6 separate regions of the Mus musculus genome follow, and all the other regions are linked to region 1. The links are chromatin loops, found by intact Hi-C in ENCODE. Cell type or tissue: left cerebral cortex. All regions are shown on one strand. Region 1 holds the start of Cebpd (CCAAT/enhancer binding protein (C/EBP), delta). Region 2 overlaps Spidr (scaffolding protein involved in DNA repair). Region 3 overlaps Spidr (scaffolding protein involved in DNA repair). Region 4 overlaps Spidr (scaffolding protein involved in DNA repair). Region 5 has its middle 4.6 kb from the start of Snai2. Region 6 has its middle 2.3 kb from the start of Spidr.

What was found. A loop is a pair of places that touch in the nucleus more often than their neighbours do. Peaks named below come from ENCODE experiments on the same cell type or tissue, not always from the same donor. Only the 100,000 strongest peaks of a DNase experiment are listed, where the experiment ranks them.
Region 2: a loop joins it to region 1, with 2.8 times the contacts of the local background. A loop is called at or near these places in 9 of 42 quality-filtered maps.
Region 3: a loop joins it to region 1, with 7 times the contacts of the local background. A loop is called at or near these places in 10 of 42 quality-filtered maps.
Region 4: a loop joins it to region 1, with 10 times the contacts of the local background. A loop is called at or near these places in 37 of 42 quality-filtered maps.
Region 5: a loop joins it to region 1, with 3 times the contacts of the local background. A loop is called at or near these places in 12 of 42 quality-filtered maps.
Region 6: a loop joins it to region 1, with 3 times the contacts of the local background. A loop is called at or near these places in 14 of 42 quality-filtered maps.

What each region holds. Positions count from the first base shown.
Region 1 is chr16:15,884,318-15,888,317 of GRCm38, forward strand. It overlaps Cebpd (CCAAT/enhancer binding protein (C/EBP), delta), which reads left to right and starts at 2,969. Exons shown (of 1, transcript NM_007679.4): 1 at 2,969-4,000. The coding sequence starts at 3,008. The coding sequence ends at 3,814. In left cerebral cortex, CTCF peaks have their summits at 2,350 (motif pointing right), 3,266 and 3,810; DNase peaks (open chromatin) are centred at 2,356, 2,908, 3,426 and 3,700; H3K4me3 peaks cover 1,735 bases; H3K27ac peaks cover 1,617 bases.
Region 2 is chr16:15,946,933-15,950,932 of GRCm38, forward strand. The region is part of intron 10 of Spidr (scaffolding protein involved in DNA repair); the gene reads right to left. Among named protein-coding and RNA genes, the nearest start is that of Cebpd, 62 kb to the left of the region's middle. In left cerebral cortex, no CTCF peak of the experiment used is centred here; DNase peaks (open chromatin) are centred at 1,525, 1,691 and 3,610; H3K27ac peaks cover 619 bases.
Region 3 is chr16:16,015,983-16,019,982 of GRCm38, forward strand. The region is part of intron 8 of Spidr (scaffolding protein involved in DNA repair); the gene reads right to left. Among named protein-coding and RNA genes, the nearest start is that of Spidr, 130 kb to the right of the region's middle. In left cerebral cortex, a CTCF peak has its summit at 1,532; no DNase peak of the experiment used is centred here.
Region 4 is chr16:16,102,196-16,106,195 of GRCm38, forward strand. The region is part of intron 5 of Spidr (scaffolding protein involved in DNA repair); the gene reads right to left. Among named protein-coding and RNA genes, the nearest start is that of Spidr, 43 kb to the right of the region's middle. In left cerebral cortex, a CTCF peak has its summit at 2,285 (motif pointing left); a DNase peak (open chromatin) is centred at 2,273.
Region 5 is chr16:14,699,281-14,703,280 of GRCm38, forward strand. No RefSeq gene overlaps it. Among named protein-coding and RNA genes, the nearest start is that of Snai2, 4.6 kb to the right of the region's middle. In left cerebral cortex, a CTCF peak has its summit at 2,268 (motif pointing right); a DNase peak (open chromatin) is centred at 2,274.
Region 6 is chr16:16,147,150-16,151,149 of GRCm38, forward strand. No RefSeq gene overlaps it. Among named protein-coding and RNA genes, the nearest start is that of Spidr, 2.3 kb to the left of the region's middle. In left cerebral cortex, CTCF peaks have their summits at 2,394 (motif pointing left) and 3,752 (motif pointing left); no DNase peak of the experiment used is centred here; H3K4me3 peaks cover 46 bases.

The DNA.
Region 1 (4,000 bases):
GTTCTGTGACAGAAATAGGGACGTAGCTAGGGCACTGAGTTTGGAGAGGAAGTGGTGAAAGTCTTCAGTAAGCTTACCTGACTCCCTGGTCTGTTCAGCTTCTGTGTTTAGAGGGGATGCTTGCTGCTGTTGGAAGGTGGGATAATGGGATAAGTTGGAAGTTTGGAAGAGAAGATCTTTGTGATCCATGGGGGATGAGGTCACAGACAAAAGGGAGACAGCACCAGGTGCTCTACTGCTGAGCTGGGGGTGGGACTGGGGAATTGGATCTGGAGGAGCAGAAGGAGAGGGAAAGATGTGCAGTCAGCCCACCTGCTTTCTTGGCAGCAGTCTGACCAAAGCAACTTACAAAAGAAACAGTATGATTGGCTGTATGGTTCCAAATGGTTAAAGTTCACGATGATTGAGCAAAAGCATGTCAGCAAGAATAGCTGAAAGCTCACATCTTAAACTGCAAGTAGGAGACAGGGAGAGATGTTGGGAATGGTCCCAGCCTTTTGAAACCTCAAAGCTAGCCTGTAGTGATGCACCCCTTCTAACAAAGCCACACCTCTTAATAGTCCCCAAACAGTTCCACCAACTGGGGATTAAGAATTCAAACATATGAGCCTCTGGGACCATTCTCATTCGAACCGCCATTTATTACAACGTTCTTTTCTTGATATATAGCCTCAATATGTAGCTCAAGCTGGCTTCAAATCCATAATCCTCCTGCCTTCACTTCTTGAATGCTAGGAAGTTTTACTTCTCTTCAAGCTTGATTTCATATTTCATTTTACCTAGAGCTATCAGGAAATGTTTTTAGAGTATTTATACATATTTGAGTATCCCATCTAGAGAACTGTTCTTGTATGGAGTGAAATGCACAAGCAGGACCTCAGGGAGATTGGTTGGTGTGACCAGACTGATCTTCCAAGTCTGACAGTGCTCTGTGACTCTAAGACATATCAACACTGCTAGGCTCCTGAACTTTTAAATACCAAGGTTTCCAGAATGTCCACATAGACTGGGTGTCATTGGAACCTCCAATATGTTCCATATGTGACATTGCTGAGGACAAGGAGAGGGTCTCAAGGATTCTAGCCAGAAGGCTTTTGGCAGGTGTGCTGAGAAGAGCTAAAAATGATGTATTTCTCACAGGAATAAGGCATGGGAAGTGTTCACATTCATCTTGAGTACATTTCATCTATAAAATTATAGATTAACTCAATTTATAGTTTAGGAAATTATTTTATATAATTAGTTTAATTTTTATGTTGAGCTTGAACACTTTCTCTATTGGTGGCTGCTTTTAGGCCTACATGGTTAAGTCATTTTGTTGCCACCCACGGTGCTAGGAAAGGTCCTTGAGATTGGCACAGTGTGTGGGAACAGTCATGAAAGGATCACAAATGACTGTCACAGGGGCTAAACTTTAACAGCTCTCAAATGTCACACTATATTCATGCTTTGTTGTTCTGTCATGTTGCCTTTCTCCATTTCTGGAAAATTGAAAAGTACGCACTGGTTGGCGGGTTTCTGAATACACAGAGCTTTCAGGTGCGGCCCAATAGTGGCCACGGTAGCCTGTCCTTCTGAGACATTCTAATTGGCCCCGCTGTCTTGTAAACACAACTTTTCATAAACGTAGTGAGTGGACCCAGGTATCAAAACAAGCATGTTGTCTCACTGAAAACAGCCTCGGAATGTGGTCTCTCTGAGGGATAAACACGTGTTCTCTAATCATGCTTCTATGGCATCCAGGGCTAAGAACCACGAACGTCTCCTAGGGTTTTCCTGTGCATGCATATCACATGTGCGCTGGCTTTAACCCCAGAGGCAATTAGTTACAATAGCAACATCATATGCCATTTATAAACATCACTGATCATTATGAAATTCCAAGGCTGTGTTTACCTTTTTTTTCCAAAAAAAGCCATTAAATATTCCACAGCCCCTCATTAGGATTTTCCTCAGGAACTGAAGGTAGGAGCTAGGCTGCTCTGTGTAAATCAGCTGATGTTTGTTGTCAGAACACCTGGTGAATCGGAATGAATTAGGGGAGGGATATGAGGGACACATCTGAATTTGGACAGATGATTTTCTTGACTTTTGCTTGAGACAGGCCATCAGGCACTTGAACTCCTGGGGTTCAACTACCCACCTAGCCTATCAGGTTTGAGTAGCTGGGGTTGAAATTTCTCTTCATCTTTTCACGAATTTTGAAGAGCTGGCAACTTAACACCTCTTTGTGAGTACTGATGTAAATCTTAGCTTTCTCTCAGCAAGCCACAATTTCAGAATAATATCCCTTTTGGGTACAATTTGCAAGAAAAAGAAACAGCAAGATGCTATGCTACCACCAGGTGGCACAGCTTTAATAACCAAGAAGAAATGCCAGAGCACCCAAGATCCGCTGTCAGGTGCGGAGAAACGCACCGCGGTTAGGGTGGCCATCACTCTTCCGTTGGCTTTGTGGTCAGCGGGGAGCCCGGTTGATCTGTCCGTCTATCAGGCTCTGTTGCTGAACCTAACCTCGACGGCAGCTGGGCCTGGGCACTCCGAGAGGTGTAGCTGGAGAGGGTTCGAATTTCAGGAGGCTCCCACTGGCTGCGCTCACTCTGGACCGCCGGAGGCTGAGGCCCGGGTCCGCGAACCACGGTTCACTAGTTCTGGTCTCGTGGCGGAGGTGCCAGGACTCGAGCTGCGGAGCCTTGATCCCTGTTCCGCCTTTGCTATGTCTGAAGGCGTCCTGCTTTGCGCGTGTCGGGGCCAAATCCAGATTTTCATTTCGCTCCAGGCTTGGACGGCTAAGTAGGTCCAAACCGCACAAACAGGAAGGAGGGAAGGCAAGGAGTGCGGGCAGAGGGCGGGTCGTTCCCAGCAGCACCCCAGTCCCTCCCCGCTCCGGTCTCCGACCCACTGGGGCCGGGGCGGGGCGTGCGCGTCAGCTGGGGCTAGAAAAGGCGGCGGTCCGGCCCGGCGAGGTGACAGCCCAACTTGGACGCCAGGTCCGGCCGACGCCGCCATGAGCGCCGCGCTTTTCAGCCTGGACAGCCCGGTGCGCGGCACACCCTGGCCCACAGAACCCGCGGCCTTCTACGAGCCAGGCAGGGTGGACAAGCCCGGCCGAGGGCCCGAGCCAGGGGATCTGGGGGAGCTGGGCTCCACGACTCCTGCCATGTACGACGACGAGAGCGCCATCGACTTCAGCGCCTACATTGACTCCATGGCCGCCGTGCCCACCCTAGAGCTGTGCCACGACGAACTCTTCGCCGACCTCTTCAACAGCAACCACAAAGCGGCCGGCGCGGGCGGCCTGGAGCTGCTGCAGGGCGGCCCTACGCGACCCCCGGGTGTGGGGTCTGTCGCTAGGGGGCCGCTCAAGCGCGAACCCGACTGGGGCGACGGCGACGCGCCGGGCTCCCTGCTGCCGGCGCAAGTGGCGGTGTGCGCGCAGACAGTGGTGAGCTTGGCGGCCGCGGCTCAGCCCACTCCACCCACTTCGCCGGAGCCTCCTCGAGGCAGCCCGGGGCCGAGCCTCGCGCCCGGCACAGTCCGAGAAAAGGGCGCGGGCAAGAGGGGTCCGGACCGCGGCAGCCCGGAGTACCGGCAGCGGCGCGAGCGCAACAACATCGCTGTGCGCAAGAGCCGCGACAAGGCCAAGCGCCGCAACCAGGAGATGCAGCAGAAGCTGGTGGAGTTGTCGGCCGAGAACGAGAAGCTGCATCAGCGCGTGGAGCAGCTCACCCGGGACCTGGCTGGCCTCCGGCAGTTCTTCAAAAAACTGCCCAGCCCGCCTTTCCTGCCGCCCACCGGCGCCGACTGCCGGTAACGCGCGGCGTGGGCCTTTGAGACTCTGAACGACCTATACCTCAGACCCCGACAGCGGGGAGCAGACGCCGCCCGAATCGCTAGTTTCTTTGGGACCTGCGAGCGACAGGAAGCTGCAGCTTGGGCACTGGACTGCGAGAGAAGCTATATTAATCTTTCCCCTTAAATTATTTTTTATAATGGTAGC
Region 2 (4,000 bases), 63 kb after region 1:
CATCACGGGAGCTCTCAGAACTGTTTGTGAGCACTTGTCATGAAGGAGAGATGGATACTATCTTTAGTAATGATTAATTTAGATTACCAACAGAAAACTGTTTCACAGGGAGGTAGTAAGATGTTCATGGTTAGAATAAGAGCTCCAGAACTGGACTTATTTTATCAGACAGCTCACCATTCTGTGCTTGGAATAACATTCTAATAAGTAAATTCTACTCTTATAGTACTGAGGCATAAAACAAACACCCTTATCCAAACAGGTTCCCATGTCTCTGGCTGTTATCATGTGGAACAGAAAAGCCTGCAAGGCCTGGGAAAGAGACTTAACTTTGTGCTCTGTGGCTGATGAACACAACTCCACTGGCTCCCACACAATCCAGGTAACTTTAACTTGCTTACCACCACCTGAGTTCTTATACTTTTTCCCAAATCAAAAATCTTATTTTCTGTCATCCATCTAGACAATCTGAATTGCTAGTGATATTCATTTATTTGTCTTCATAGAAGGGTAATCTTTATGTGAAAGCAAAGAGGGAGAGAGATGATAGCAGCGTAAAGCTTCTGCCTGAACCAACCTGTGATGACGGGTTTTATGGCAGCAATCTCACCCCTTAGCTACTGTGGTTTTATTTGTAATGTAATGTTTTGCTAAGGGTAAAGCAAAAATAACTTGGAAATGCATTACCTACATTGGCCCTGTCCTAGCTAGTCACTCGGTTCCACCCAGGAAGAACCTCCGCAATCAGGAGACAGCCACAGTGGTAGACACAATGGCATCAGCCTCTAATCCCAGGCCCAAGGCAGAGATCATGATTTGAAGCCACTGTGGGATATATACAGCAAGTCCAAAGTTACTCTGTGATACACAGTGAGACACCGAATCAAAAAGAAACACAACAACAAAGAGAACGCAGGTGACATTTATGAACCCTTATCATCCTTTTCAGAAACAAAAGAACACACATAAGAGGTCTAACATGCTAGACATATAAAGGTCTATTATATAGTTAATGTTTGCCTTTGAAAAATGTTTTCCCTCCTGTGTATGTGTATATGTGTGCACACATTTACATACACTGGTGATTGAACTCAGGGCCTCGTGTGTAGAAATCAAGCATTCAGTCAAAGCTATATCCAGACCCTGAAAACTTTTTATTTTTTGCCTTTATCAGCTTCATTGCAGCTTTAAAACGCTTTAAAAATTACATATAATAAAAAACAAAAACTATCAAATGAATGACAAAGGAAAAAAGTTAGATTTGTAGAGGGGTATTTAAAGGCTAATCCCTTTGAGAATTTCAAACTCTCCCTCTTCCTTTTAAACTAACTTCTCTTTCTTTCATTCAGTGGTACAATTTCACTGCTCCACAGAGAGGGAGCAAGGGAAACTGCGGACGTGTGTGTCAGCACATGCACATTTGCCAAGAAGGAAGATTAAGTGACCATGTGGGTGTTTACGCTGAGATCGGGGCAGTTCTTAGCAGTCCACTAAGAATTCCCGGAATCAAGACAGGCTGGCTGTTCTATTCTAGGTCACTGTCGGAGGCTGCAGTCTCTGAGGATCTACAAAATCTTATTCTCTACTTCAGAACCTTTTACTAAGCATCAACTCAAGAACAAGGGAGAAGGAACTGGAGTACGGAGTATAAACATAAAAAGCAAGAGACAGAGAAGGGCGGCCCAGGAGCAGGAAGAGCCAGGAGAGGCTTGACCCAGATGAGAGAGGAGCTCCCCAGAAGACAGGAGGAGGGCTGCTTCCCTGCAGCTGGGAACTAGACACAGGACACTGCGTTCCCTTTTCTCGAAAAACAGCCAGGCATGGGAGCTCAAAGTAAACACTTAATCCTGCTGTTTATCTTTTTAACATGAAGAGATGTTAACAGCAGGTTTTTTGCTATACAGAATTTTTTCTTTTTTTTTTCAAGACAGGGTTTCTCTGTGTAGCCCTGGCTGCTGGAACTCACTTTGTAGACCAGGCTGGCCTCGAACTCAGAAATCCGCCTGCCTCTGCCTCCCAAGTGCTGGGATTAAAGGTGTGTGCCACCACGCCCGGCTCTACAGAAATGTTTCTTATTCATTTAAAAACCATATTTTTTCCTGCTAAAATGTGACAGGAGCTCTCTCTCTCTCTCTCTCTCTCTCTCTCTCTCTCTCTCCATACTAAAATAGGATTTCCCTATGTATCCCTGGCTTGCCTCAAACTTGAAGCTCATTGTTACAGTTTCCTAAGTATTGACATTACAGGCATGTGCCACCATGCTTGGTATGAACTTTCCAGTACCACTGGACAGGAACAAATAATAAACTTTCCTTGCTAAATGTATAGTTCATATAGTTTTGATACCGGGTAGGATTCCATATCTACTACCACTGTCACAACATTAAGCAACTCCTATGATATTAGAGATGATCTGTCACCAGTTATCCCAGAAGTGATAGTATGTCTTGACTCAGGCACACAATTTCTGTAAAGACAGATTGTAGGTGAGGCAGTTGTAGACTACAACAGTTTCCTCATTTCCAAGCCCCTCACACCTCCTTGATGAAGAATCACAGTCATCACTTCCTTCAGTTTGTAGCCTGAGAGAGGTTGTCCCAAGTTGTGTGTGTTAATAAACAGTCCTGTCTGCTGAAGATCAGACTTCTGTCTCTCCTGCTTCAGAAACCAAAAGGTTCTTCATTTTGGGGCATAGGGATAAAGAGGTCAACTTGTGAAGGAAAAAGTGGGATGGAGAGCGAGGCATCACAGGTTCTGACTCTACAAAGAGTCCTGATCTGTATTATATGACATTAGATCTAAGATGGCTCCCAAATACTGGTGAGACAGTTTAATTCTGGGGTCTCTCTGGAGCTCCAACAAGACCCTGCTTGCTGTTGTTTCAGTTAGTCAAGTGTTCATGAGCAAAGAGATGAGAAAAAGAAAAGTGAAGATATCCTGATGATGAAGGGTGGACTTGCCCCAAGAAATTCAATATCTCTAATCAATAGGAAGTAGTCTATTTTGTTGGCTGAAATAGATCTATTCACCCTTTCCCCTCTCAGCTTTGTCCTCTACCTACTATTGGGGGTTTGGAAGGGATTAGGGTTCAACAACGGTTGGAAAGGCAGTAGAGGTTAAGAACCTAATAAAATTGTAAAAACAAACAAACAGAAGTACACCAGCAAGACTTGTCTAATGTAATGGTTTATAAATCATCTCATTTATGAAGTACACATATATACTTTATCCTCTCTGACTCTACCAAATGAAAACAGCTTTAGTAAAATGCATACATACAAGCCCTGCACCCAATATTAATGAAAACCTTATAAGTTATTATACAAGTTCTAGGAACAAAATTACTGAAACCCGTTAAATTGTTTTAATGTACTTTAAATAAATTATTTTCAATATTAAACCATATGCAGTTTCCTGTACCAGAGACAGCAGGTAGCTAAGTAGCCACCGTTAGATGACAACTCTCTTCTTTCTAGAAAGGTTGGGTCCAGGTGTGAATTTGCTTCAGGCTGCTTACTTCAACCTGTAAGGTGCCTGCCAAGCCTGTATAACATGCCTCCCAACTTCCTTCCCACTGGTGTATTCCCGCTGGTATTACTCATGCTCACACTAGACACCTTCAGATCTGCTTCACTATCGAGTACCCTATATCATTTTGTTCTTTCCATGAGCAGATTAGCCAAGTCTCCTCCTCTAGTAGTTCTTTCACTGACCTTCCTTCCTGCCAACTTCCTAGAGCTCACAGGCTTTATTTACATCTGTCAATCACTTTTGTAAAAATTATAGAAAATAATGAAGCATCTTCAAATTTCTCCCCTAAATTACACCAGAGAACTTCCTTCTGAAGTCTCTGCATCTCCAAGAATGTTTATGTCTGTTCCATACAAATGAGAACTTCCCACACAGTCTTTGTGGGCACTGACCCCATTTGTGTCACCTTGCTGTTCATGCATGGCCTTTAGAGCTTCACATGGCATCTTGTCTGTAAGTCGGTCTCCTC
Region 3 (4,000 bases), 130 kb after region 1:
TGATTGTTATTTTCTATTATTTTTGTTGTTGCATGTGGAATTGTGTTTATGTAGCTATCTTCTTTCTGGTTTGTTAAAAGAATATTATTTTCTTGCTTTTGCTAGGGTGTAATTTCCTTCCTTTTTATTTTGGAGTTTTCCATTTATTATCCTTTGAAGGGCTGGATGTGTGGAAAGATATTGTGTAAATTTGGTTTTGTCATGGAATACCTTGGTTTCTCTATCTATAGTAATTGAGAGCTTTGCTGTATATAGTACCCTGGGCTGGCATTTGTGTTCTCTTTGGGTCTGTATGACATCTGCCCAGGATCTCCTGGCTTTCATAGGCTCTGGCGAGAAGTCTGGTGTAATTCTGAGAAGTATAACTTTATATGTTACTTGACCTTTTTCCCTTACTGCTTTTAATATTCTTTCTTTGTTTTTTGCATTTGGTTTTTTGATTATTATGTGTCGGAAGGAATTTCTGTTCTGATCCAGTCTATTTGGAGCTCTGCAGTCTTCTGGTATGTTCATGGGCATCTCTTTCTTTAGGTTAGGGAAGTTGAAGATATTTTCTGGCCCTTTAAGTTGGAAATCTTCCTTCTTGTCTATACCTATTATCTTTACATTTGGTCTTCTCATTGTGTCCTGGATTTCCTGGATGTTTTGGGTTAGGAGCTTTTTGCATTTTGCATTTTCTCTGACTGTTGTGCCAATGTCTTACGGTATCTTCTGCCCCCAAGATTCTCTCTTCTATCTCTTGTATTCTGCTAGTGATTCTTGCATCTATGATTCCTGATTTTTTTCCTGGATTTTCTAACTCCAGGCTTGTCTCCCTTTGTGATATCTTTATTGTTTCTACTTCCATTTTTAGATCCTGGATGGCTTTGTTCAATTTCCTTCACCTGCTTGATTGTGTTTTCCTGTAATTCTTTAAGGAATTATTGTGTTTCCTCTTCAAAGGCTTCTACCTGTTTTCCTGTGTTCTCCACTATTTCTTTAAGGGTGTTATTTCTGTCCTTCTTAAAGTCCTCATGAGATGTGATTTTAAATCTAAATCTTGCTTTTCCAGTGTGTTGGGGTATCCACAACTTGCTGTGTTATGGGAATTGGGTTCTGATGATGCCACGTAGTCTTGGTTTCTGTTGTTAAGTTTCTTGTGCTTGCCTTTTGCCATCTGGTTATCTCTGGTGTTATTTGGTTTTTCTTTCTCTGCCTTGAGCTTGTCCCACTTGTGGACCTGTAAGCCCGCCTGGGAGTCAGCCCTCCTGGGAGACCAGCTCTCCCCTGGTAGGACCCTTAAGACAGAGGTCTGTGGAACAGTCCAAGCTCCTGGATGCAGATGGCAACTGGAAGGACCCTGTCCTAGCTGATCCACTGCTCCTGTGTCCTGTGTACTTCTGGCTGGTCCCACCTTAGACAATCACTGGAAAAAAAATTTGGAGATCTCACCTCTGAGCCTGGGTGTCAGAACACTACTTGGAGACCAGCTTTCCTCTGGCTGTACCTGTGCTCAGAGGGCTGTAGAACAGCCCCATCTCCTGGGTGCAGAAGCACAATGGAAGCACTTATTTACTTTCTTGATGTTCAGTTATTTTTATTCTTTATATATTTTGGATATTAACCGTATCAGATGTGTAAAAAATGAAGATCTTTTTATATTCTATAGCCTGTCACTTTGTGCAAATGATGATGTCCTTTGACACACATAAGATTTGCAGCTGCTTCAGCTGACCCCTGTTGTTGAATTAGAGAAGGCTTAAGAAAGCTGAGGAGAAGGGGAATCTTGTAGAAGTATCAGCAGTCTCAATTAATCTGGACCCCTGATATGTCTCAAACACTGGACCACCAAACAGACAGCATACACCAGCTGATATGAGGCCCCCAACACACATACAGTAGGGGACTTCTGGGTCTGTATTCATTCAGAGATGATACACCTAACCCTCAAGAGACTGGAGGCCCCAAGGAGTTTAGAGGTCAGGTGGGGTGGGGTGTTTGGGCTTCGATGTGGAGGTGGGGTGGGGTGGGGAGGAGGTGTGGGATGAGGAGCAGATGGAGGGTGGATAGGGGGCGGGGAATGGAATATGGAGTGTAAAAAATAAAATTAAATTAAAAAAAAAAGATTTGCAGCTTCTTTAGGTCCCATTTATTAACTACCAGTTTTAGTGATGTGCTATTGTTTTCCTTCTCAGAAAGACTTTTCCTGTGCCAATGAGTCTGACATTATTGAACTACTTCTTTTCTATCAAATTAGGGGTCTGACGTTGAGGGCTTTCATCTACTTGATGTTGAGTTTTTGTCAGGGTGATATGGTGATACACACATACACACACATGAGAAAGAGAGAGAGAGAGAGAGAGAGAGAGAGAGAGAGAGAGAGAGAGAGAGAGAGAGAGAATGAATCTATCTGAATTCCTGCACATGCAACTATTCAATTCTACCAGCACCATTTGTTCCATTTGTTGAAGATTCTCTTCTCTCTAATGTGTATTCTTGGCTTCTTTGTCAAAACTCAGGTGTCCATAAGCATGTGAAATTATGTTTGTGTGTTCAATTTGATTCCATTGATCAATGGGTCTGTTTTTATGTCAGAACTAAGCTGCTTTTATTTTTTGACTTGAAACCTTAGATAGTGTTATGTTCAGCAATTACTTTAATTATGCAGTAGTGTTTTTACCTATCCTGAGTTTTTATGTTTTCACATGAAGCAAAAAATAGCTTGTCTATCAAATAAAATTAAAAAAAAAAAAGAAACATTGCTTCAATTTCTGTTAAGAATTATGCTGGCATTTTGATATGGACTTTTGAAAATAAATTATGTTTAGCAGGATGGCCATGTTCATAATATTAATTTACAAATTCATTAGCACGGGAGATTTTTCAATTTTCTGAGGTCTTTACCCATTTCTTTCTTTAATGCAAAGAGTTTTTATTATTCAAGTCTTTCACTTGCTCGGTTATAGTTACCTAAGGTCGGTCTCTCTCTCTCTCTCTCTCTCTCTCTCTCTCTCTCTCTCTCTCTCTCTCCACACACACACAAACACACACACACACACACACACACACACACACGCTCTCATACATGCACATTTTTGAGGTCATTGTTAAAAGGTGCTTTTTTCTGATTTATTTCACAGCTAGTTTGTCATTTGTATATACAAAGACTCCTAATTTTTCTGAGTTAATTTTTGCATCCTGCTACTTTACTGAAAGTGTTTATCAGATGTAAAAGTTCCCTGATGGAATTTTTAGTGTGTTTTATGCATAAAATCATAAAATTTGTGCATAAGAACACTTTGATTTCTTTATTTCCTATTTGTATCCTTCTTGATCTCTTTTCAGTTATGTATGTGTCCTAAAATCTGTACAACCTCAGCAGTAAGTGGCCAATATAAAATGGACTTGACAGTACTTTTATAAACATTGTGTATCTTATAGCTTTGTTTGTTTTTGCTACCTCTAAGAAATATATCATATTAACAGACAGATACCACCTTAGGTTAGAAGGATGGAAATTTAAGGTCTAGCTATCTTAATAGTTGACAAGATGGACCTCAACCCAAAACTCATCAGAAGAGATAGGGAGGTACATATACTCATAAAAGAAAAATCTACCAAAAGGATATTACAATTTTAATATTTACATACTATCTTAGTTAGAGTTTCCATTGCTGTGATTAAAATGTCATAACCAAACACAAATTATGAAGGAAAGACTTTAATTCATCTTACAGCTTCAAGTTCATCATTCAGGAAAGTCTGGCCAGGAACTCAAGGTAGGAACAATGATGCAGGAGGTGATGCACAGGCCATGGAGGAACACTGTTTACTGGCCTTCTCACCATAGTTTGCTCAGGCTGCTTTCTTAAACCATCAAGGACCATCTGTCAAGGGGTGGAACTGCCCACAATGAGCTCAAAACGCCCATATCATTCATCAATCGAAAAAATGTCCTTCAGACTTCTCAATAGGTCAATCGAGCTGGAGAATTTTGCCATTTGAGGGTCTCTCTTCCAAA
Region 4 (4,000 bases), 220 kb after region 1:
CAGCTGCATACGTAACAGAGGGTGGGTGGCCCTGTTGGACATCAATGGGAGGAGAGACTTGGTCTTGTGAAGGTTCAATGCCCCAGTGTAAGGGAATGCCAGGAAAGGGAAACGGGAGCGGTTGGGTTGGTGAGCAGGGGGAGAGGGATGGGATAGGGGATTTTCAGAGGGGAAACCATTAAAGGGGATGACATTTGAAATGTAAATAAAGAAAATATCTAATTAAAAAAAGGAAAAAAACAGAAGTAAAAAATGTTAATACCAATTATCTCTATCCAAAGACCTCACAAAATATTGTAATTATGTGCTATTTTAAAACTTAGTGGGATGTGCATATATACAAATCTCATATCCTAAATTCCTAAGTGTAAATATCATCAAGACTAAAGACACAACAAGAAACACATTTTATGCAAATAAATTGCAATTGCGCACGCGTGTGTGCGCGCGCGCGCGCGCACACACACACACACACACACACACTCACGCAAATTCCTTTGGAAGTATCACAATGATCAGGTAAATAATCTTGAGTTGAGAAACAAATTCTAACTAGATATGCCAATGCCATTCCATGCTTAAAACAATTTACAGGGAACGACAATATGACTTTACATCTTAATCTTCTATTCACACTATTGCTATGAGGATGATTAAAAATTTTAGCCTTAAGGAAACCTGGTGTTATACAGTGTCTCCTGACACTGCTGGAAATTGGGTCACTAGGAAACCACTGTAAATTTATTATATCTAAAAGAGAGAGGGAAAGCTAAGTTGTTGCCTTTTTAGTTCTTGTTGTTGTTGTTGTTGTTATTGTTGTTGTTGCTGTTGCTGCTGCTGCTGCTGCAGTTGCTGCTGCTGCAGTTGCTGCTGCTACTGCTACTGTTGTTTTCCAAGAGAGGATCCCTCTAAGTCCAGGCTAACCACAAACTAACACTGTGTCTCAGGCTTGCCTTTAATCTGTGATACTCCTGCCTCAGCATCCTAAATGCTAGGATTACAATCATATGCCACTGATCACAACTTGATGAAAATATAAGCTATGAAATAAGAAAGGTATGTGGAATAATTGTGCCCTTCCCCCAGCCTTGAATAGGCTAAACAAACTTCAGCTGGTTTAACAATGCAGCTGGAGTCAGGGCCTGGCCTTGCCACATTTGCATTTCCTATGGAGCCTTAAGGAGCTGACCACTTACTGAGTTTACTTTGCAACTCAATCTAGCTGAAACAAAGCAACAGAATCCAGCTGAAACAAAGGGATTGGTTTTTGGCTTTTGCCTATAAAAACTCAGAGCTGAAATTTTGAGCCATGATAAGAAATCTTTGTCTTGGCTTCATTCTTTTCTCGCCCGCAGTGCTATTTCATTCCCAGCCTTCCTTTCAAGTGTACCCAGTTCTCCATGGCTGCTGGACAGCTACAGATAATTAATGGGGGGGTGGGGGAGGGAGGGAGGAGGAGAGAGAGGCAGAGAGAAAGGAAGAGGGAGAGAGAGAGAGAGAGAGAGAGAGAGAGAGAGAGAGAGAGAGAGAGAGAGAACGCGAGAGGAAGCTAAATAGCAAATAAATAGAAATTACTTTTTTAGGACCCGAACACACACAAACCTGCTGTAATAACAAATAAACATATCTTCTTCAGTTCTCTTTACTATTTTCTGACTTTCATGAAGCATTAAAATATTACATCGTTGCTGGGCGTGGTGACGCAGGCCTTTAATCCCAGCACTCGGGTGGCAGAGGCAGGCGGATTTCTGAGTTCGAGGCCAGCCTGGTCTACAAAGTGAGTTCCAGGACAGCCAGGGATACACAGAGAAACCCTGTCTCAAAACAAAACAAAACAAAACAAAAAAAGAAAGGAAAAGAAATTACATCGTTAACATACATAAAGTCTTTCCTTTCTATTCCCTTGTCTAAATTTTTTCAGAACTCTAATTTCAGATTTTAGGCTGTTTTTCTTATATGTGAAACTCAAAGCATTTATTTACAGAAATGGTTTATTGTACACAGGTTAGCTTAGGAACAGGGAGGGGCCCCAGTGGCATGGGCAGAGGAAGACACCCAGAGACCAGCAACATGGTCTTCCTGCAGTGGGAGCCACTACAAAGTATAAGTATGTGGTAGGCAGATGGGTGAACGGAGCACAAGAGTAGAGCTGTCTCTAGTCCTATGGTTGAAGATGAGCTGTTCAGGGGCATGAGAACCTAAGAGCTTACTCTGCCCCTTGTCATTGGCAGCACTGTGTGAACTCGCTCAAGTAATGCTGGACAGCTCCCCCTAGTGGTACAGATGCAGGAGAGCTGTCAAGCTGAGGAAGTCACCTACCACCAATGCCCAGATCCAGGGCTTTGAGTTAGCCTACTCCAGCATCTACCTCATAGATGAACTGCTAGAGTGTGTGAATAAGCTAGTCCTACTGATCCAAAGCTGCAGGAACTCACAACCCAGGGCAATAACAAGATATCTAAGAGGAGTGCCAGTGAAGATCCAATACTGATAGTGTCCAGTACTGATAGCCTCCAAGCAGACCAATGATTCAATGAAATAAACATCTGCAAGCAAAAACATGTGGACAGAAGTGTATATTGTGGGACACACTGTAACACACTACAGTGTCCATGACAAGATGTTTTCTAAACTTTGTTTTCTTTTGTTTATATTTTATTTTTGTTTTGTTTTTCTTTAGGAGGAGGTGACAAGGGCAGAGGGTAAGTACAAAGGGACTGAGAGATGAGTGGGGTTGGAGTGCATGATGTGAAACTCAGAAAGAACCAATAAAAAGTTTTTTAAAGATCCATTGGATTTTCCTTCTAAAAATGTTCAATAAAAAAAACTAAATATTATACACAAATGAAAGTAAAGGCAGTCTTGTTTCATTGTATAATAATGTAACCCACTACCACAAAAAAATGATAGAAGTAAAAACACAAGACAAGTGAGAAATTTGATTCAAGCAAATATGTTTTTTTCCCCAATCGTCTGACACCCATTACTCTGCTCTCCATGGGCAGAATCTGGCAGGCCTCTCAAGTAAACCAAAGGAAAGATATCCACCAGACAGAATGCTGCATACAGCCTCCCACAAAGGCCAAACAAGTATAGCAAGTTCTAACAGGTACCTTAAAAGTGAGGACACAGTGGAATGATTTTCCCTCCATGAGAGCCAAATACCACAGTGTGCCAAAACCTAGATGTAAGGTTTTCCTACGCAAGTAGATGATGACAAGCAAGCTAGCAAAGTAAGTTATCTGTTCCCTTATAGACCTAAATAGTAAATTCAGACTGCCCTTTATTGCTTTCTCTTAAATATTACTCCTTTAAGAAAATCTTACATGAGTTAGACAGTTAGTAAAACTGTCTAGATGACCACCACAAATGACCCTAACAAGCAAAGTTATTTGGGGCATATTTCTATTATTTGAGATATGGCCAAGTAAATCTCACATGCAAAATAAACACAGTGATATTCATTTCAACAGAGTTACTCTGGAAACTGAATGAGGGAACACTGTGCAAAAGAGTCTATAGTACCCAACATATTATATAACACATTGGGTATATACATACAAATGAAAGCTGTAACTACTGTGTAGTTCCAGACCATAGTCTACACCTACAACTTATATGGAAGGATATAGAGAGTAAAAGATTTACTGGGGGCAGGGGGAGGCTATAGGGGACTTTTGGGATAGCATTTGAATTGTAAATGAAGAAAATATCTAATAAAAAATGTTTAAAAAAAAGATTTAATGGGAAGATAGGTTTCTTCAAATATCACTGACGTCTTGATACCCAGTTTATATAACCCATGTAGAAAAAAATCAAAATCGTTCCAAAGGAAAAGTTCTATATCACTTTTAAACAATGGGTTGGTTTTAAATACTTAATGTATTTATCAAATTATAATATATAAAATACATATTTAGGTTTATTTGCTTCATGTATATGTGCATATATTGTGTGTGTAACAAAAAAAAAATGTTAACAGAAAAAACTCTCCATCATA
Region 5 (4,000 bases), 1.2 Mb before region 1:
TTTGCTTTGATAGCAAGAACCTTTACACAGTGATCCATCTTTCTGATCCTGCTTCAAGAGCTTCATATGAACCTGTTGTGGATGGCTCTGGTGATGTGTTTATTTCGATGTTAGTTTTCCAGAAGGGGCTATCTGGAACAAGGAATGAGTCACATTCTCAGGTGACTTCTTGTGAATCTTCCTCCAAATAAATAAAGGAACCAATCACTGGGTAAGTAGGAGGGACTTCCAGGTTGAATGGAGAAAGAGAGGAAGCAGGAGAGAGTTAGGGGCTTTTTGGATTGGGATAGAGAGAGGACAAGATTTAGGTCCTAGTATCTCTGAGCTTATATGGCAAATCATGGCGGATTTGCTACCGGAGGATTCAGATTTAATATGGCTTACAAGATTACAGGATTCTAGTTGTTGCACCCAGCGATATCATTGTTTCTGAACTAAGTTTGTGTGGTGTTTTCCTTCATGTGGCAATTTGGCTGGGTTCAAGGGAGAAAGGTATGGAGGCAAAGCATGGGTTTGCCAGATGTGCACCATGGGGGTTTTGAAGCACAAAGCTCGCACCATAACAACCCACCAGTGGGAACTTAGTGAGTGAGTTGGGTAGACAGATTTTGGAGCACTGAGTCAGAGAGTCTCCACAAGATAAAAACTGGCTGGCAAGACCTCAGGGGCTGAGAGTAGCTCGGAGAAATGAAGGAAAATGCCACTTTCTTTTACTATTTCCTGCAACATGAACTATGTATGTCTTCAAGCCATTCAGTGTAAGAAAATACAAAGTGTAAAGAAACCAAAGGTTTAGTAACAAATTATCTTTAGCCATTGTTTTTTCAAGGTAAAATCTGAGTCTTTCTTTGTCTTGTTGATCCTTCATTTGTTTAACTCACATATATGATTTGGCATAGAATCCTCTAGTAAAGTGTATTGAAAGTATACAAATATAAATTTCTGAGAAGATGAAGATAGTACAAAAGACCATACTACTTCCTAGTAAATAAAAACAAATAAAAGTAAATTTTTACACAAAAAGTAGCATACATGCCCCACAGTAGCTATGGTTACCTGCATGAAACCTCTACAAGACCAAGCCACTTAAAATTTTAGTATGGAAGGCGTTTATGGAGAAATGATCTTTACTAGGGACAGCAAAAGTCACTTTTCTTTAGAAATAACCAGTTGGCTCCATATTCCCGAGTGGATGGCCACACAAATGGGTAGAAGTAATTGAACTCCATGGATTTAAAGAAAAAAAAACCATGAACAAATAAATGAAAACCAAAAAGGAAATGAGGTCAGGAAGGAGATGTGTTATGGATGAGTTGGAGAGAAGAAATGGAGGGTGAATAAGATGAAGATATATTTATGAAAATATCAAGGAATGAATAAAGTATACTCACTGTTTAATATCAGTGTAATTTGATAAAGACAATTTGTGACTTTATTTTTTCTTCTAAAAACAAGGACAATATTTTATAGGATTAACAATATTTTATAGGATTAACAATTTGAGAGATGGTCACTGAAATAATGCATATAAAAATGTGTGGTATCTTGGCAAGCTCACACTAACCATCTGGGACTGCAGAGAAGGATCAGTTGCTTACAGAACTTTTTATTCTTACAGAAGACCTAAGTTCTGCTCCAATATCCATGTTGGGTGACTCACAAATCTCTATAACTCCAGCTCTAGAGAACTTGTCACTCTCTTCTGACCTCCACCGACACCTGTACGTAAGAGCACATACTTTCATGCAGATACAAAAGTTTTTTAAAAAGTAAATCTTTACTCAAAAAGAGGCTATTCTTAGCATTATCCATGATCATATGATCCTATAGAACTGAGTGTTGTCCGGTTCTATATTACAGCACTGTATTGGAGCCGAGCTAAGCTGGAAAAGGCATAAGGGTTGAAAACAACTCTGTGTCTATTACTTCATCCACTTCTAGATTTGGGATGGATGTGTGCATAGTATCCAAAGCCAGCCAGAGGTTATATAGTGAGAAGCTGACTCAAAATTAAAAATAAAAATATTTCTAATGTCTGATCATGCCAAAACTATGTTCACTTATAAAGTAACTGTAACTTGTGGTGCAATGTCACATTGTAAGTTTTAAAGTTAAGAACATACCAATAAATTTAAAACAATTAAGTTTATTTAAAATTGAAGTGATTAAAAAATTAGGATGTTTAATGTACAGTCGTGTTAACCTATTTTCCACTAGGTGGCAGATGTTGTCAAGAAGTTAGAGAAAAGAAAAGAAAACTCTATCACTTCCAAAGCTGACCAGTAGGTGTCTCTTTGCAACCACGTATCTCTGAGCCCGTGTATAAAATACAGGCAGGTATAACATTTTCCAGTCTTTCTTGTTCATTGGATAGATAGCATCATTATTACTCTGCAGAAGTATAAACCAAGCACTAAAGAGGTGAACTCGAGGTGAAGGACTATTCACATTGTCTCTACCCAGCAGGAAAGGAAACTCAAATTCTACAAGAGGAAAAAGAGGTTAAATACAGATGAGTAGCAGAAAGCACCCTATTAAATTTTTTTCTCAGGTTAAAGAAGACTTCCTATTTAAAATATCTCGAATAGTGCTGACCAAATGTGCAGATATTTACTCAACGAGTAGCATTCCTGCTCACTTCTGAGAGACAGAGAAAGTTAGTAGATAAGGAAGGGTCTGTCTAGTGAATACATAAGAAATGATAAAAATCCCTAACCAGGGGATGGCATCCCGACATCATTTTCATTGGTACTGTTTTTATTCCAAATTCAATAGGTGCAAGCATGCGCACACACACACATGCACACACACCTGCCCAGCTTTAACGACGGGAAAACATGATCTCTTTTTCTGTCTTTCTCTCTTTTCGTGTGTGTGTGTGTGTGTGTGTGTGTGTGTGTGTAATTTTTTTCCATATTGCAACGACAGTCTTCAATATACAATTCGAAGTATATAAGCAGAATACTGCATGGCCATAGGATTCTGCTAAATTTGCCTTTTATGCTAGAGAATATTTATCTAGTTAAATGTAAAGTCAATTAGTATGTGTAGGAAATGTTACTTCTATAATTTTAAGGGATAGTTTACTTTTTCAGAGACTGAGTTGAATTAAAAATAAGGAGTGAAAATATGTCTAAATTCATATAGATATATAAACATGCACAAACCCACAAAGGAAATTATACCACTGTCAACGAAGCTCCAGTTAATATTATAAAAATTTGTTCCTATCCAGCATATTTTAAAATTAATAGTATTTTGTAGTAGTGTACAGATACTACTGACTAACCCAATGACTTTTCATCAATTCACGTTCTTCACAACAGGTATTAATGATCCTGCCATGTGCTGTGCCTCCAAAGAACTATGGTTCACTTTAGGGATGGGCCCAGCACTATATGGGATATCCTATTTTTTCATGGCCTAGGTATTTCACTTGGAAATAGATTGACTTCATTTTCTTAACATAACAGACAGCTTCCATCCACTATCTTTCTATATATGTGAAGACCTACATGTGTATAGTATAAATACCAACTATTCCAACCAAGACATTTCTCTGCTGAAAGAATATGACCATGTCTTCTCTGGAAAGAAAGGAAGGAAGGAAGAAAGGAAGAAAGAAAGAGAAAGAAAGAAAGAAAGAAAGAAAGAAAGAAAGAAAGGGAGGGGAAGAGGGAGTGGAGGGGGAGGGGAGGGAAGGGGAAGAGAGGAAAGGGGAGGGGAGGGGAGGGAAGGAAAGGGAAAAGAGAAGAGAAGAGAAGAGAAGAGAAGAGAAGAGAAGAGAAGAGAAGAGAAGAGAAGAAGCCAGCCCGCCTGGAGTCAGGAGGGAAAAATACCCCAAGAATTCAGGAAGCCTTGTGGGAAAGACTCAAATCATCCTAGTCAGCTACTCTAGAAAGTACAGGAAATGAGAGAATGAGAAAAATGAGATGGTATGAACTTTCCAGGGTCCCATGAGATTCAGGAGTCAGTTTTATGGGAAACAAGTCAAGATTAC
Region 6 (4,000 bases), 260 kb after region 1:
GGGAGTGGCAGAGAGAGAAGAGAAGAGAGCGAGGAGGGGGTGTTCTCCTTATTTATATGGAAAATGATGTAACACAAGTAAGGGTGGGAGGTGAGCCAAGTGAGTTCTGGGATATGGTGGTCGTTGGCTTGGCAGCCGTAAACTAGAATTCAATAATTATTGTTAATTAGTAATAAAACATAAGTAAGCCAGGAAAAGGAATAGTACTTCTCTAACTAATGAGGAATTCTTAAATATAAAATTCATAAATATCAAGAGCAAAGATTTCCTATTTAAAAAAAAAAACTATAGGAACACTAGTTGGATTTGTTATAAAGTAGGTTTCACATACTATAGATCTGGGAAAAGCCAGAGAGCTTACATTCTTAAATTTCTAGATGCTGGTTCAGGGAACATTTTAATGTGGAAGATGAAGCCGTTCCTTGGATGTTTTAAAGCGCTAGGACATAGTTGTCTATGTATGTTCAAACCAGCAGGACAGAGAGCTGCTACTTGAGTGGAAACTGGATTAACAGGGTTTCTAGTGTCGAAAAAAACACTAAATAAGTCCTTGTCAAGAATGTGTTTGCATGGGACTTAAGTAGAAACTAGATTAGCGGAGGCATATTCTATAAAGATATATATTGAAGAAAATATTAAATAAACTATATTGTTGAAAACTTGGAGTGGACAATGGAAAGGATTCTCAGAAAGTTGTATTTACAGATGTGTACAGAAGAGGAGCTTAGAGCCTGGGTGGTGACTTTATTCTCTAACTGAAAGATAGGCAGAGTGGGAAACAAGGCCCTTAATGAATTAAAAATACTACTGCAAGTGGAGCAGTTTTTGATATGCCATTCTGCAAAGGGGGACTACAGCATAGGAGAAAAAAGGACAAAATGACTGGCTTACTGACGTAACACAAGACAGTGGGGTTTTCTGTCTGCTTTGGGTTTCTGTTTGTTTCTTCCACTGGTTAGCTTGTTTGTTTGTGTTTGTTGAGACAGGGTCTCTCACTACTTAGCCCTGACTATCCTAGAACTTACAGTGTAGACCAGGCTAGCCTCAACTCAGAGATTTTCCTGTCTCTGCCTCCTGAGTGCTGAGATTACTGCTGTGCACTACCGCACATGGCAAAATAATATTTGTTTTGTTGTTGTTTGTTTGTTTTTAAAGTCCGAGTTGCAAAAAAAAAAAAAAATCCTGCCCTTCTTTTCCCATGGGCTGATATTTTAGAGAATTACAATTTTCCCAAATTCCCAAAAGTAGTGAATTCAAGGCTGTCTTAGGCTACGTGAAAGGAAACACCAAGTTTAGTTTTCTCTTGGAATAGTTTTCTTAGTCTTTCTAGAATATGTGGTTTTGCTATTGGTTTGTAGTCCTTCTGCAGCACTAATACAATGCTAGCTTGTCACTTCCTCTTATAACTCTCACCTTCCCTGAATATTTCTATCCAAACTTTTATAGATATAGATGTGAGGTCTACTGGAGTGTTCCAGGAATGCCTGCTGAAGTATATAGGTTCTTGTGTCCTACTGCAATGAATTGGACCATGGCTCTGTGATTAGAAATACAGATATAGTCTATGTAAAAATTTGAAACACTCCCAAGAATGAGAGTGAGCTACAAACAAACAAACAAACAAGTGTGTTCCAGATACACTGGGTCAGAGGCCTATCACTTTTTATGGGTTATGTACAATATTCATACAAGTTTGGGCTTTCAATGAATATATTCCATTTGTTGAATGAATACCAGGTTGGGGGTGGCTTCTTGCCATTCTCTGCTTATTGATTTCTTTTATATATTAATATTGATATAATTTTCTCTAGTCTGTTCTCTCCTGCCATAATTCCTTCCTGAGAGCTGGGATCCCAAATGTCTTTTTGGCAAGCACAATTATGATCAATGAATCCTCTACAGCCAATTCCAGGCTGAGAGGCGCAGACCTACCTAAAAAGGACCACAAAACTCCCAACCTTATCTGTTGATTGGGAAAGAGACTATGTATTTTCTATAGAAGGAAATAGTTGGAATCCTGCACCACAGAGAGTTTAGTTTGAAATGGTTGCATGTCCTAGGTGACACAAATTTTACAAGATTGAAATGCTAGGCTTAAGCAAGAATAAGATGATTATGTAAATTGATAATCCAATCAAGGAGAGATCCATGAAAGCCATGGCTGTGTGCATTTCAGGATAGTCATTCTTTATAGTTTGTTCTCAGGGCTATGGTTGTGTGTGTGTGTGTGTGTGTTTTTTTTTTTAATGCTGATAGCTATATATTAAGAATATGGCAAATGGGGCTAGAGAGATGACTTAGAGGTTAAGAGCAATTGTTGCTCTTGCAGAAGACCCAGGTTTGGTTGCCAATAACTTCAATTTCAGTTCCATGTGATCCACTGCCCTCTTCTGGACTCTGTGAACAATGAATGCATATGGTTGGTACACAGACATAGAAGCAGGAAAAACAACCATAAATATAAAATAAAAATAAATTAAATCTTTTTTCAACACAATTTAGTGAGATAGAAAAGAACAACTTCAAGAAAAATGATGATGGTGAAATGCATTAAAAGGAAGAGAGTGTAAAGCTTAGTCGTTTGAGTGCCAACAGTATCAGATGAAAAATAATGCAACAAACCAAAGCATGATTGAAGGTTATCAATACTGATGAGTTTAGATGAATCTATCTGAATGCATTTACATACATAGAACTTGGAGCCTGAATATGACATAGACTTTCCTACATTATCCTCCTTATGAATTCTTCTCCTTTAGATTTTTGTATACTCTTCAGGGAGCAATGCCTCCCTCCACTTGCCCAAGTAATGCCATGGCAAGATGAGGTTTTCCCCCTAGCTTATCACATTTAAGGACATTATGCATACAGTTTCCATTTGGCCATGAGACTTGTGAGCACATCTGGAGAAAGTGTATGTTTATCATTGCTGCTTTGTCCCTGCATAAGCTATTTGGAATAGAAAACCAGTAAAGGGAGCAACACCCCTCACCTGGAGTGCCTGGTTCTGCTGACTCTAGAATCAGCACTTCCTATTTGCACAATATATGCTGGCTAACATTTAGCCTCGGAGGTATCCATGGTCTATATGGTCAAGAAGATAAGTATCTCATCTAAGCTGTAGAATGCTTTGAGAGCTGTTCCATCATTCCCTAGAACTAAGCCTAAAAACAAGGGTGAAAATATTGGCTGTCCTTTGAGTGATTGTACCCTCACTGGCTTTAGTCTCTAATTATGGTTGTTGAATGTCAGTTTAAAAAGTATTGAAGCATAAATTGTGCTTTAAAATCTAGATGTTGCCGGGCAGTGGTGGCGCATGCCTTTAATCCCAGCACTTGAGAGGCAGAGGCAGGTGGATTTCTGAATTCATGGCGAGCCTGGTCTACAGAGTGAGTTCCAGGACAGCCAGGGCTATACAGAGAAAACCTGTCTTGAAAAAAAAAAAAAAAAAAAAGATCTAGATGTTATACAAAACTTAGACACATTGACATAGATAATTTTTAAATAAACTTTTAATGTCTTTTAAGACTATTTTTTCTAATTAGAAACCAGACACAGAGAAAAACAATAAACAACTGTCATAATAAAACACACACAAAAAAAAAATCTTTATTTTTAACAGCACATTGTGGTGGCCTGAATGAGATATTCACCACAGTCTAAGGCATTTGAATACTTGGCCTCTGGTTGGTGGTACATTCTGTTGGGGAGTTTTAAGAGATGTTGCTTTGTTAGTAGAGGTATGCCCCCTGGGGGCAGACTTTAAAACTTTAAAGACCCATGCCATTTTGAGCCACTCTTTCTACTTTCTGCTTAGGATTTAAAATGTGAGTTCTTGAACTCTCATCAAAGAAGTTTGACTTCATATATGTTAATTAACACAGAGAATGGATAATGTCCAGAGAGTGAGAGACTTTGGAGCACTCAACCCTATATAGAATGCTTTTATCAAACTCATCCCCTCAAGGCTCCTGGACATAGGTAAAAGAGACAGAAAGAC